2 separate regions of the Homo sapiens genome follow, and region 2 is linked to region 1. A link is an interaction called in ENCODE POLR2A ChIA-PET data of the cell type or tissue named here. Cell type or tissue: IMR-90. All regions are shown on one strand. Links, peaks and the distances in the headings refer to the core of each region. The heading gives the core; the rest is flanking DNA.

What was found. ChIA-PET counts read pairs that join two places held together with the same protein. Peaks named below come from ENCODE experiments on the same cell type or tissue, not always from the same donor. Only the 100,000 strongest peaks of a DNase experiment are listed, where the experiment ranks them.
Region 2: POLR2A ChIA-PET joins it to region 1 with 7 read pairs; 3 of 35 experiments call an interaction of 5 or more read pairs at or near these places.

Annotation. Positions count from the first base shown.
Region 1 is chr21:27,389,956-27,395,806 of GRCh38, reverse strand. It overlaps LOC105372762 (a long non-coding RNA gene), which reads left to right. Exons shown (of 3, transcript XR_007067830.1): 3 at 1-1,989. Among named protein-coding and RNA genes, the nearest start is that of LINC01673, 250 kb to the left of the region's middle. In IMR-90, for the core only: no CTCF peak of the experiment used is centred there; no DNase peak of the experiment used is centred there; H3K27ac peaks cover 283 bases.
Region 2 is chr21:27,488,025-27,493,875 of GRCh38, reverse strand. It overlaps the pseudogene NCSTNP1. Among named protein-coding and RNA genes, the nearest start is that of LINC01673, 150 kb to the left of the region's middle. In IMR-90, for the core only: no CTCF peak of the experiment used is centred there; no DNase peak of the experiment used is centred there.

The DNA of each region.
Region 1 (5,851 bases), core at 352-5,351:
TAATGATAAACATGACAAATTTCCCGTTGCTGAAGAGCTTTATATAGAGTGAAGGAGACATAGAGCTATTATGCTATATGATAACATCAAAATGCATTCAAAAACAGGAAGGTTGAAGGAAAAGTCACGGAAAAGACAGACAACAGATGAAGGAGAGAGGAGTAGATGAAATATTGCTGTGAGTGTGACCATGAAGGATGGGATCTCTTCATTACGATGACGTTTGCTGTGGATGATAAAAAATATATATTTTTAAAGTTCTCCTAAAAATAAAGTTCTCCTAAATTTTGTATTTTATCTTATAAAAATTTCTCTGCTATGCTCATATGCTGTATCCCCATGCATATTTTGAAGATATAATTCTAACTCCCCTCATTTCAATTAGATTTGCTTCTTTTGAACACATGATAAGCTTTCATTTTCATATTCTACTCGTTAAGTTCCTTCGTCAGCTTCTGAAATTGAAAGCATTCATAATTATAAGCTTACTTTGTGGCTTAGATGGCAAGGATGGGCATTTTTCAAATTAAAAAAATCATCTGCCTGGATAAATATCAAACCTAGAATTCAATCTCTAAATTACAGGCTGTTTGCAAATCGCTGCATGCCTGTGTGTTCCTCTCTCTAACTAACACCTTTCATGGATGGCATATGTTTTCCTCTGAAAATGAAATAGATAGAATGGATGTTTGAACCCACTGAATGGAATGAATCTGTGAAGATGGTATGTTTCATGGGTCAGGACTACCCAGATATTCTAGTGTTCATTTGAGATCTCAGTTACCTTCTTGAATAAGTAAGTAGGTACTAAAGTGAAATTTTGAGATGAGAGTCAAAATTTTGAGATGAGAGTCACGCCAGCTGGCCTGGATATGAATCCCAACTTTGCCTCTTACCAACGGTGTGATTTTGTGCAAAAGAGTTAAACACTCTGCCACTATATAGTATGCCTACCTAATAGACTTTTAAGATTTAATGAGTTAGTAACACCTATATTCTGACTCCTAATAATAATTTAATACCTTCAAAATACTTTTATTGTGTTCACTTTTCAAGTTCCTGTTCACTAGATTTATTACTCAGATTTTTCTTCCATCAGTACATAGGTATCTGGAGCTATAAATAGTTTTCCTGAGTTTTTCTTAGTTCTTTCTTCCTGAGAATTAACTGACACATTTAGAGCAATGAATACATCAATATTCCATAGTTCTGTCAGTAAAATTGGTTTATTTTTACCTTCCACAGACCATCTTATGGCCTATTTTCTTTCACTCTCTAAGTAAAATGTTAACTTTTGCTTAAAGTCTATTAACTTATTTATGATAGTAGTTATTATTTACACTAGAGTCTTTATTTAAATCTCCTTATTTCTCTCTCTTGATGAATTGAATGAATTGCCTGAAGGAGTGTAGGTTGTCTTCTCTGTATGGTTCATGTAGATCATAAGAAACTTTGACTGAATAAATTTAGAAGCAGCAAGGAAGTCACATTTAGTCTTGCATAACAAATAACAAGTCATGGTTCTGCAGTTGGAAACCCTTTGGCATGGACCAGATAACTTGCCAAAGGAAAAAAATTAAGTTTCATATTTTCCTTGAATGGCTCAGAAAAAATATATATCTAAGTACTGAAATTCTGCTGTCATATAAACTTAGACATAAATGAAAAAATGTACATTTCACTTGGAACATTCTAAGTTGTTAATATATAAAAAGATACTTAAAGTTTTTTCCTTATTACTGCAGCTCACTAAAGCATACCTATCTCCTCTCTCCAAGAAAAATATTTTCATCAAAAAAGGTTTAACAAAAATGCTGTAGGATGGCAGCATTTTCACGTAATGTGCCAACTCCATCCCTGTCTTGTAAGCTCAGATGTTTACAGTGCGGTAATCATATTAAACCACAACTCATAAAGTGAAAGAGCTAACGGAAAATCTCACTTGTATTTCTGAAACAAGCCAACTGTTTACACTTACATTTTTAAATTAATAGGTCATAAAGCAGCATCACAGAATTATGTGTATTACACATATTTTCTGTAGAAAAATGCAAATCATCTTCCCTTTTTGAGTTTATTTGGAATTAAAATCAAAGCATACTATGTACTTTTTCCATTAGAAATCTAATACAATCATTTTATACTTGAACTTTATTTTGGTAATAATTGTATACTCACTACTCTTATAAGGGAGAACAAAATGTATTAGCATGTCTATCCCTAATCTAATATTATGGAAGAGTAAGGATTTTTTTTTCTTTTTCTTCTCTTTTCTTTCTTTTTTTTTTTTTTTTTTTTTTTTTTTTTGTTTTTGTTTTTGTTTTTAAATGAGGTTTCGCTCTTGTTGCCCAGGCTGGAGTACAGTGGCGCAATCTCAGCTCACTGCAACCTCTGTCGCCCGGGTTCAAGCTATTTTCCTGCCTCAGCCTCCTGAGTAGCTGGGATTACAGGCATGCACCACCATGCCCGGCTGATTTTGTATTTTTAGTAGAGACTGGGTTTCACCATGTTCGTCAGGCTGGTTTCGAATTCCTGACCTCAGGTGACACACCCACCTCAGTCTCCCAAAGTGCTGGGATTACAGGCGTGAGCCACGGTGCCCAGCCTAGGATATTCTACACACAGAAAAGTAAACCTGAAAGATTATATACCAATATGTGAATTGTACTTGCTCTAGGGTACCAAATCATGGGATTTCACCTTATAGCTTATACATTTCAGTATTCTCAAAATGTTTTTACCTTGAACATATGTTACTTTAGAAATTGGGGTTAATATATAAAAGGATGTTTTAGTAGGACATTTAAAATTTGCTTCCTCATACTGAAATTCACTAAAACATAACTATCTCCTTTCTCCAAGAAAAATATTTTCATCAAAAAGGTTTAACAAAAAATGCTGTAGGATAGCAGCATTTTCATTTAATATGCCAATTCCATCCCATAAAAGGAGAAGCAATGTCATGCCTTTTAAAATATATTTCATTCTCTCATATTGTCATGGGCTGTATGCCATCAGAGATATAACCTTAACATTTGAGAGTACTTAGCGTCCATTTAAACTATGGTAAAAATTAATTTAACAACACATAACTTTCAGTCAAGCTAGATGTGCTCAAAGACAAATCTCTGACAAAGACTGATGAAAATGAGTTCAAATTTAAAGAAGTGAAATATATTTATTGTTGGCTGTTCCTTTGAGGACATAAAGACTATTTAATATGTTTTAAGAAAACTAATTTGTTTTCAACCAAAATGTCCCAGGTTTTGATTCAATTTCTTTCTCCTTAGAATATCTTAAGATACCACACAAACTCTTAAGTTTGTTTGTCCCTCAAATATCAGTTTAGCTATTTCCTCAGTTAGTTGTTTCTACATATAGTGAAACAATGACACTTGATATTAATTTCTTGCTCACACTTTAGCACATAAGCTCTAGCAGCTCTTTTTCCCTTTGATTTATTTGATATGAGCTTTTCTGAAAGAACTCAATAATGGTGATTGGAAGCACCTACAAGGGTGAGAAGAAGCACCACATTTCGTAAGACCTAGGTTGAAACTGACACAGTGGTACTGGCTACAGGGGGGAGGTGTGTTCTTCCCGTGGAGGTGGGGTTGGAGAGTAGACAGCAGATTGTTGTGACTAGTGGTTGAAGCTACTGCAGCTATGTCTACTACTGTGCTAGGTGCTGGAGACAGGAGAAAATGCAGTGTCATGATAAATGCCATACATGAAAGACACATGAGAATTATTGTAGAAACAGACAGTCAAGGACTTCCATCTTTTGGAAGAGTTGGAAAAATCTTTATGAAATCAATAATATTAGAACAAGGTCTGGAGAAAATGTATGAGTTCACGAGAACAGATAGGTGAGGGTATTGTGGTAAGAAGGCACAATACATATAAAATATGGAAATACAGAGTCACAGAAAACAGCATCACATGAAGAAAACATGTGAAGTATATGAATTGAGAGTGTATTTCAAAGGGAAAAGTACCAGGATTGAGACTGGAAATATAAACCTAGAGAGGCCTTGATTATAATGTCAAAATATATGGAATTTATTGTGTGGATTATTATGAGTTACCTTATAATATATAACTACCACAAAATACAGTGGCTGAAAACAAACATCTAACAGCATAGCAAACTCATAAAAAATTTACTGGCTTAACACAACACTATTTTTTAGTTCATGATTTTGTGCATCAGCCATAGGGACTGGGTTCAGGGAGGGACTTCTCCTGGTCTCACCTGGAACTCTCGTTTGTCTGCAGTATTACTGGCTAGGAAGGAGACCCATTTGATTATGGACTATGTGAGATCTCATCCTCCAGGGGACTAGCCCACGCTTGGTTCTATGGGGAAGGCGGAGATCCCAGGACAGCAGGTGGAATTCGGCAAGGCTCTTGAGGCCTAGAGTTGGAATGTGTATATCAACAGCTTTGTTGTTGTATTCCATTGGCCAAAGCAGTCACAAGACCAATCCAGAGACAATAGATTTTATTTCTTGATATAATAGTAAGAGCTTCAAAGTCACATTACACAAGGAAAGAAGCTAAAAGGAGGGAAAAGTTGTATCCATTTTTGCAATGTATCAGAAGGGACCTTTGAATAATTTGATAGGTACAGTGGGTATAAACTGTGTGCTGGATTTAGATAAGATGATTTCAGATCTCATCACCTGGCCTCCAGGTAACAAAATGCTGAAAGAAGAAAAAAAAAATAAGAAATATAGAAACTGGAAACATCAGAACAACTCTGATTGTCATAAAAAGAGGATAATAGAAAATACGTCTTCCTAAGTGACCCTAAAAACCCATTCTTCTTGTTTCTCCTGCTGACCAAGCAGAAAGCACTCCCAGTTAAAAAAAAAAAATCTTCATATCAAGTCTCATATGCCAGTAATATAATAAAATAAAGACTAATTTCAATTAAAAATTATTTTCTTTAAAATAAAAAAATTCAATGTTAACAGGCATTCATTATACATGCATAAACCATAGTTAGTATAAATGGAGAATAGCTGACTAATTTGGGAACAATATAGCTAGCCAGAAGCGGCAGGAGAATGAACCTAGTTTTGAGACACTGATCAGAATGTAAATCCATTTTTTATTGTTGTTTTCTAGAAGTGGAAGAACTAAGAAAAAGGAAGATCACTATCACCAGCTGAGGCAGGGAGGGGCAGAACCCAGCACTGCTGAGATCATTTCCCTTTAGACAGGCCACAGCTGGGTGTCCAGGGGTTGCTCATGAGGGTACAAGTGAGGAGTGGATGGAGCCAACGGAGCACAGAGACCTTGGCCCTGGGCATGGTTAGACTTTTTTTCCCAGGGACTTTTAAAATTTCAGTGGTAGTTATTTGCTTCAATGAGGCTTTAAAAGACTTGTGCTATTTTCAAGTCTTTTAAGTCTCTTTTGTTTGGTTTGATTTTTCTCTTAAGTATGCCCCTTCTATACTTTTATATAAAACTACCATGTACTGGGAAGAGCATGTGTCGAGAGTGGTATCCATCCCTCAGAATAAGCACTGTGTCTGAGAAATTGAATGCTTGTAAGTTGAGCTGAAATATGCTCCTCCCCCATGTGTCTATTGACATGCAATAGATAGGTGGTGGAGTGGATGGAAGTAAGAGATGATGTTGAGTTTGAGGTATGTGGTCTCTCCCAGAGCAAGGAGCCATAGCAGAGACTGAGAGGGCACATAGAGCTAGATGTGGAGACTGACACAGGGTGCCTGTAACAAAGAAGGTGGGAGAAAAGTATCCTGTCCTACATGATAGGTTGACCCAGAACAGGGCTTGTCCTCTCATTGTCCCTGACATCCTATGGAAAGAAACAAAACCA
Region 2 (5,851 bases), core at 285-5,284, 98 kb before region 1:
TTATTTTTAGCAAAACCTGAGTGTCACTCATTGGAAGGATTAAAGCAGAATGATTTCCCATGTAATATTTATGAGCATTTAATTTGAATGTATTTTTTAAAGTCTGTTATAAAGATTACTACCAGTGTATCTTGCCAGACATAGGCTTGTAGCAGGAATTTAGGAGTGTCCTCCTGTGGGAGAGAGTGCCTTTAAAGCATTTCAACAGTATAAACTGGAAGAGCTGTTAAATGAATGTCCATTTATCCTGTTGAAATTCATATGAACCCAGTTAAAGTCATTTGGCTATATTTTTTTTTCAGTGATGCTAGTGTTGCTCTCATCTGGCAATCAGTCAGCTACTAAATATGTCATTAGAGTACATAAAATAGAAAGCTTGTGATAAACATCGGAAAATAAAATAGGGCACATATCTGGTCAAGAAGTCGAGCATGAAGGCTGTCTTCCAAAATACTTGTAATCTACTTCAGCCATGGCATATATCAGACTGGAAAGCAAGTTAAACAGTAAGTGTAATTTTTCATTGGCAATTCTAACACAGCTGTGACATATTTAAAGGCATAGTTAGCAGAATGGGAACCAGGTGATACTATATAGCTGATTAAGGAAAATATATGTGAAAACAGTAACTGATTAGAGAACATGTATTAAAATGTGGAATCTGATAGTCTTCTTCCAATGAAAATAAACATCAGCGCACTCTCTGCTCTTTTTAAATCACAGTTCATTGCTCAATTCAGCTTGCCAATTTAAATGCATAGGTAAGCAAACTTCCCTTATTTTTTATGTGTACAAACTTTTAAATCGAAGTTTTGGTCTGGGTACATTGTGTGAATGGAAAAATAAGTTTTCCTACTAATGACAATGAAGTTCACTCACACACACACACACACACACACACACACACGGTGGTTCTTTGCAGTGTGTTTTTTTGAGGGGGTTATCTATTTTAATGAAACTCAATATTTATATATTTACAAAAAAAAGAAAAAAATAGATATTATAGCTTAATAAAAAAGTACAACTGAGCACTGAAGGTTGAGCTATCCACCAACAGAATGCCCACCCTAATGTTTCATGTGGAGAAAGGACAGTGGTAAGGAGATGGCAGTCTCAGCCCAGAGATGCCCCTGTCTTCCTCCCCAGGGTTCAATGTGGTTTCATCCTGATATACAACCCCTCATGTCCTTCTTCCTAGTTCAGAAGATGGTTGAGCTCAGGAGCTAGAGAGAGGTGGTGTTGGTGAGGAGCAGAGGGAGGTACAAGGCACAATGGAAAAAGTAGAAGAGAGATCCTGGAGAAGGGCAAATGAGGGTGGGTAACTAAGGAGTTAAACAGGAGCTAGAAGCTTCTATTCATAATCCCAGAATCTGGGAATCTGGAAAGGGTAAGGAAAAAGGTGGAAAGGCAGAAGGGGAGACAGGCCCGGGAGCTGAGGAGAGGAGGAGCCTCCTTTATCTCTTTCTCTCTTTTGTACAGTTCCACTCCTTTATGTTAATCCCAGTCTGAGACAGGTCCAGAGACGTTCTGGTGACAAACTAGTGGTTATGTCCCTGTGGGAAAAATAATCTAGGAAGTGAACTGCTGAGCCAGCAGAGAAAGCTAGGGTCCTCTTTAGTAAGACACAGCTCCTGGCTCAAGGGAGCAACAAAAACCACATTAGTTTTGTCATTGATGGAGTATAAGTGACAACGAGAAAGATGAGGATGCCAAAGCCCACCATCAGAGTGCCAAACTCACTGTTCTCTTTAAATTAATCCTACTCTGTTCCCCGTTCATGTACCAAACCATAGGCTGTGTATTCCTTCACTGAAAATTACCAGCTTATTAAATGTTGCTTAATTCCAATTTAATTGAGAGAAAGGAAGAGAAAGTACGTGTGCTTGCAATAAGGGCTGGTTTTTTGTCTGTAAATGGATTTGGGGGCACCACTGCCTGGAGGAGGACAACACATTCTAAAGATGTAGGAACTCCAACCAATGGCAACACTGTGGGACAGCAGAACTGTACTTAATCACTTGCTGAATCAACAAAGTTGACACAAATGCCCTTTTTCTCAACTGTTTGCCCTTAAAGGCTCTGATAAAATCTGCATTTGTGGAATGTTTGGACCTACTGAATCAGTAACACTGGCAGTAGGACCCAGAAATATACATTTTAATAAGCTCTGTCTGTAATTCTATACTTGTTCAAGTTTGATAACTACTCTTTTGAGAAATCCATGCTTTTAAAAGCATTCAGAAAGTGATTTGGGGCATCTTTTTGATATCGTAATGTATTTACCAGTGTATTCAAATTATTCTAGATATGGATTCCTTCCAGATCCGTGTTACATCTCAATTGCCTTGGAACAGGTTTCCAGGAAACTTATAATTTGTTTTATTTTCGAGCATTTTACAAGTCCTCATACCTTCCATTCTCTGATAGCCATTTCCTTGGTAGTCCCAAGTCACGCCATTTCTAATCTTTCATTCAGGTAAATGGTTAAACAAGTACAGGAAAGCACAACTAGTACAGTGAGCTTATTATTTGACTACTTTCTTTTTAGATATTCACTTAATGACATTTCCTCAAAGAATCTTTCCTAATGATCCTGGCTAAAATAAACTACTACATACTTAACATTCCCTAACACGCAGTATTCTTTTTTGTTTATATTAACGCTCTTTTCAAAATTTACAATTATAATTATTTATGTTTATTGTCTGGTTCCCCGACTTGTGCATAAATTCCATCAGTATAAAGAACATATCTAGTTTGCTGACACTTTTAGCTCTAGTACAAAACACCAGGCATTTTATATAGATACAATGTGATTTAATAAATATTGGTTGATTTAGTGGACTTTCTTTTATCAAATAAAAATGTATATAATCAAAACTTATGGGGTAAAGCCTGCATAAGAGCAAACTGTATACCTTTAAATGTATTCAACACTGATTTGAATTTTAAAATGCATTCTTTTTCAAACCATGAAGGGTTAGGATTTCAGTGTAGGAATTTGGGGAGGGGCGCAAACATTCAGTTCATAACAATGTTATCCCTTTGCCTCCCCTCAAAAAGTTAAAGTGAATTGCTTACTTTTTGGTAGCATAATTATGCTAAGCAGTTTCAGAAAATCTGCCGTGGTTGTCCTGAAAGAGTGTGCATGTCCTGAGTGTTCAATGTATTTGTTTTCTGGGGATTATTTGATTGTATAAGTAGACCTTAAAAGACTATCATGAAGACAATGGGCACAATCATTTTTGCTTTTTGCTGAGAGGTTTTAATGTCTGTTCCAAATGAATTAAAATTATGTAATTGTAATCTATTCTTTAAGATAATATTTAAGGAAGTATGTATTCTATCTATAAGTAAACTATCGATAGTTATATTTAAATATACATCATCAAAACAGAGACTGTATGATATAACCCAGATTTTTAAAAATGTGAATGATATCCTTGGGAATAAGATGTTAACTACCAAAATTCAGATAGAGGGTTTTTTGTTTGGGGTAGACTGTTTTAATATTTTATTTATTTTATATCTAAATACAGAAATAAAACATATAGGTATACTTAGAGGGTTTGAATGAGGTTATATTAATATTCCATAAATTTCTCCTGTTGAATTAGCAAATATTCTTCAGAACTACAGAACTACCAGATTAGGTTCAGGTATAGCTTGGCAGTAGCTTTTCCTGTACTTCAAGCTACATGATACAGCCCAAGTTATGGGTAGCGGGTGCTCAATTTTACCCCCATATCATCTACTTCCAAGACTTTCTATAAGGATGTTTGTTTAATTCCCTAGGATGTTTGTTTAAACTTTTCCCTCACACCATCAATTGACTTCTTAGTAAACTGTTTGACAGTGGAAAAAATAATAATAATTGTAAAAATAATACAGTTATTTTAAAATATAGCTTTTCCAAATGCAGAGTTACATGGGAAAAAGGAGCATTTCTCCACAATCAGTGGAGAATCACAGTCAATGGAGAAAAGTCTTCCCCAAATATTCTATGATCCAAAGGCAGGGGGCAGAGATGTTAGAAATGGCCAAAATAAGATAGAAAGGTCCCTCTGGGAAGAAGTAGGGAGATATCATGATTGAGAAGTAGTAATACATTTGCAGTGTTTAGAAATAAACAATTTTCCTTAGCATAGTCTTATAGTCAATGAGGACTATAATTTTTGGGGTTCACCTTGAGAAGCTGAAAACTCAGGGACTGAGATCTTATAGTTACCTCATGATTCTAATTAAAAAAAATCATTAAGTTCTAGAAAGATGTGATACACAAGCTGAATCCCCTGACCAGTGTGCCAGGTTTCCTTTCAGTTGGCAATGTACCACGTGGAATCATCTTTTCTTATGGAATCATCTTTTCGTACCTGAACAAAATCTAATTATTCCCCAGTATTGGTCCTTGAATCTTTTTTGCTTTCAGATCAGTCAGTAGCAAAGACAGTTATTTTCTACAGTGTTTTCTAGGTATGTCGGGGGAGGTGCGGAAAGATGGGGAGGATCATACAGAGAGGAGACTCTACTTCATTGAAATGCCATAGCCCTCTCCAAGAAGGATAACCGTCTAATATTCTAGTTGGTAAAATGCTGACACTCTGGCTGAAGTATAAGCATTGTCAGGCATTAATGGACACACTATTTATTACTTAATCAAAATGTGGAAATTGATCAAAATTTAGTCTAAGACATATTGTTTACCTCAGCTGGAGAAATTTTTGCCATCAACACATTGCTCTTTGCGAGATAAATTTATCCCACACAATAAATATTTAGCATCTTCAAACTGTAAGGGACTTTAGGCAATCCAAAGATAGAAGAAGCCAGAGCTTGTATTTAGAGAAAAAGAAAGTGCAGTGAAAAAAGGAGATAAGGCATTTGGTGCATAAATGCAGTCCATGTGAGATATTCACTCTCTATCAAGTAAGGTAGAATTTCAGAGGACCAAGAGGTGCTTTCCAAGTTAGGGGAAGAGGAGATTTATAATAGGAGACTTAATAGAAATTACAATGTTTAGCATTTTACACACGGTATCACATATTTGGTGATAAAAGGAAGACCATTTTGTATACAAAGAAACAAGGAAATTCATGGTGTTTAACTAGAAACATTCAATTCTGGGCCCACCCCGGAATAACAGATTTATAATACCCAGGACTGGGACATAAGGACACATGTTTCCAAAAATTCCTTATGTAAATCAAAGACAAATACAAGGTTAATAATCAATTATGACAAAAAAAAAAAAAAAAAAGACCTGATGGTGTTTATTTGGAGATTGATGCTAGAAAAAGTGAACCAATCTGTCTGAATGTAGTCTGTGTGTTGCTTTTAGTGCCGTAGCCTGCATCAAAACATTCTGCTCAACTATATATACTGGGCTATGGACAAAGTTTTAGTCACTGAGAAGTCTGTCTCCTGATCAACACTGAAGGTGTTTGGATGTTGGGAGGCAAAGTGACCGGGAGAAAATGAAACTGGTAAGGTATGATGGCTTGCAAAGTATAAGAGGAAGGAAAGGAGTGTTTGAATGTGGACCTGATAGGATCTACCTAATGATTAGGTTTAGAGAGGAAGAAAATAAAAGGTAAAAGTGAAACATTCTTTTTAGGATAAAATATATTTTCCAATATAGGAGTAAGCAATCGGGTGTGTAGAAAAATTATAAATTCAATTTTGACACGTTAGAAAAATCTAATGGAATTTTTGATTGCCTAGCATTTATCTATGAAGAAATAAAAATCACACAATTTATTATGTCAATAATTTATTTCATGTACATATTTATGATATAACTTATATACTATGTCAATTACTCTAATCCATCTATGTTATTGAAATGAACACT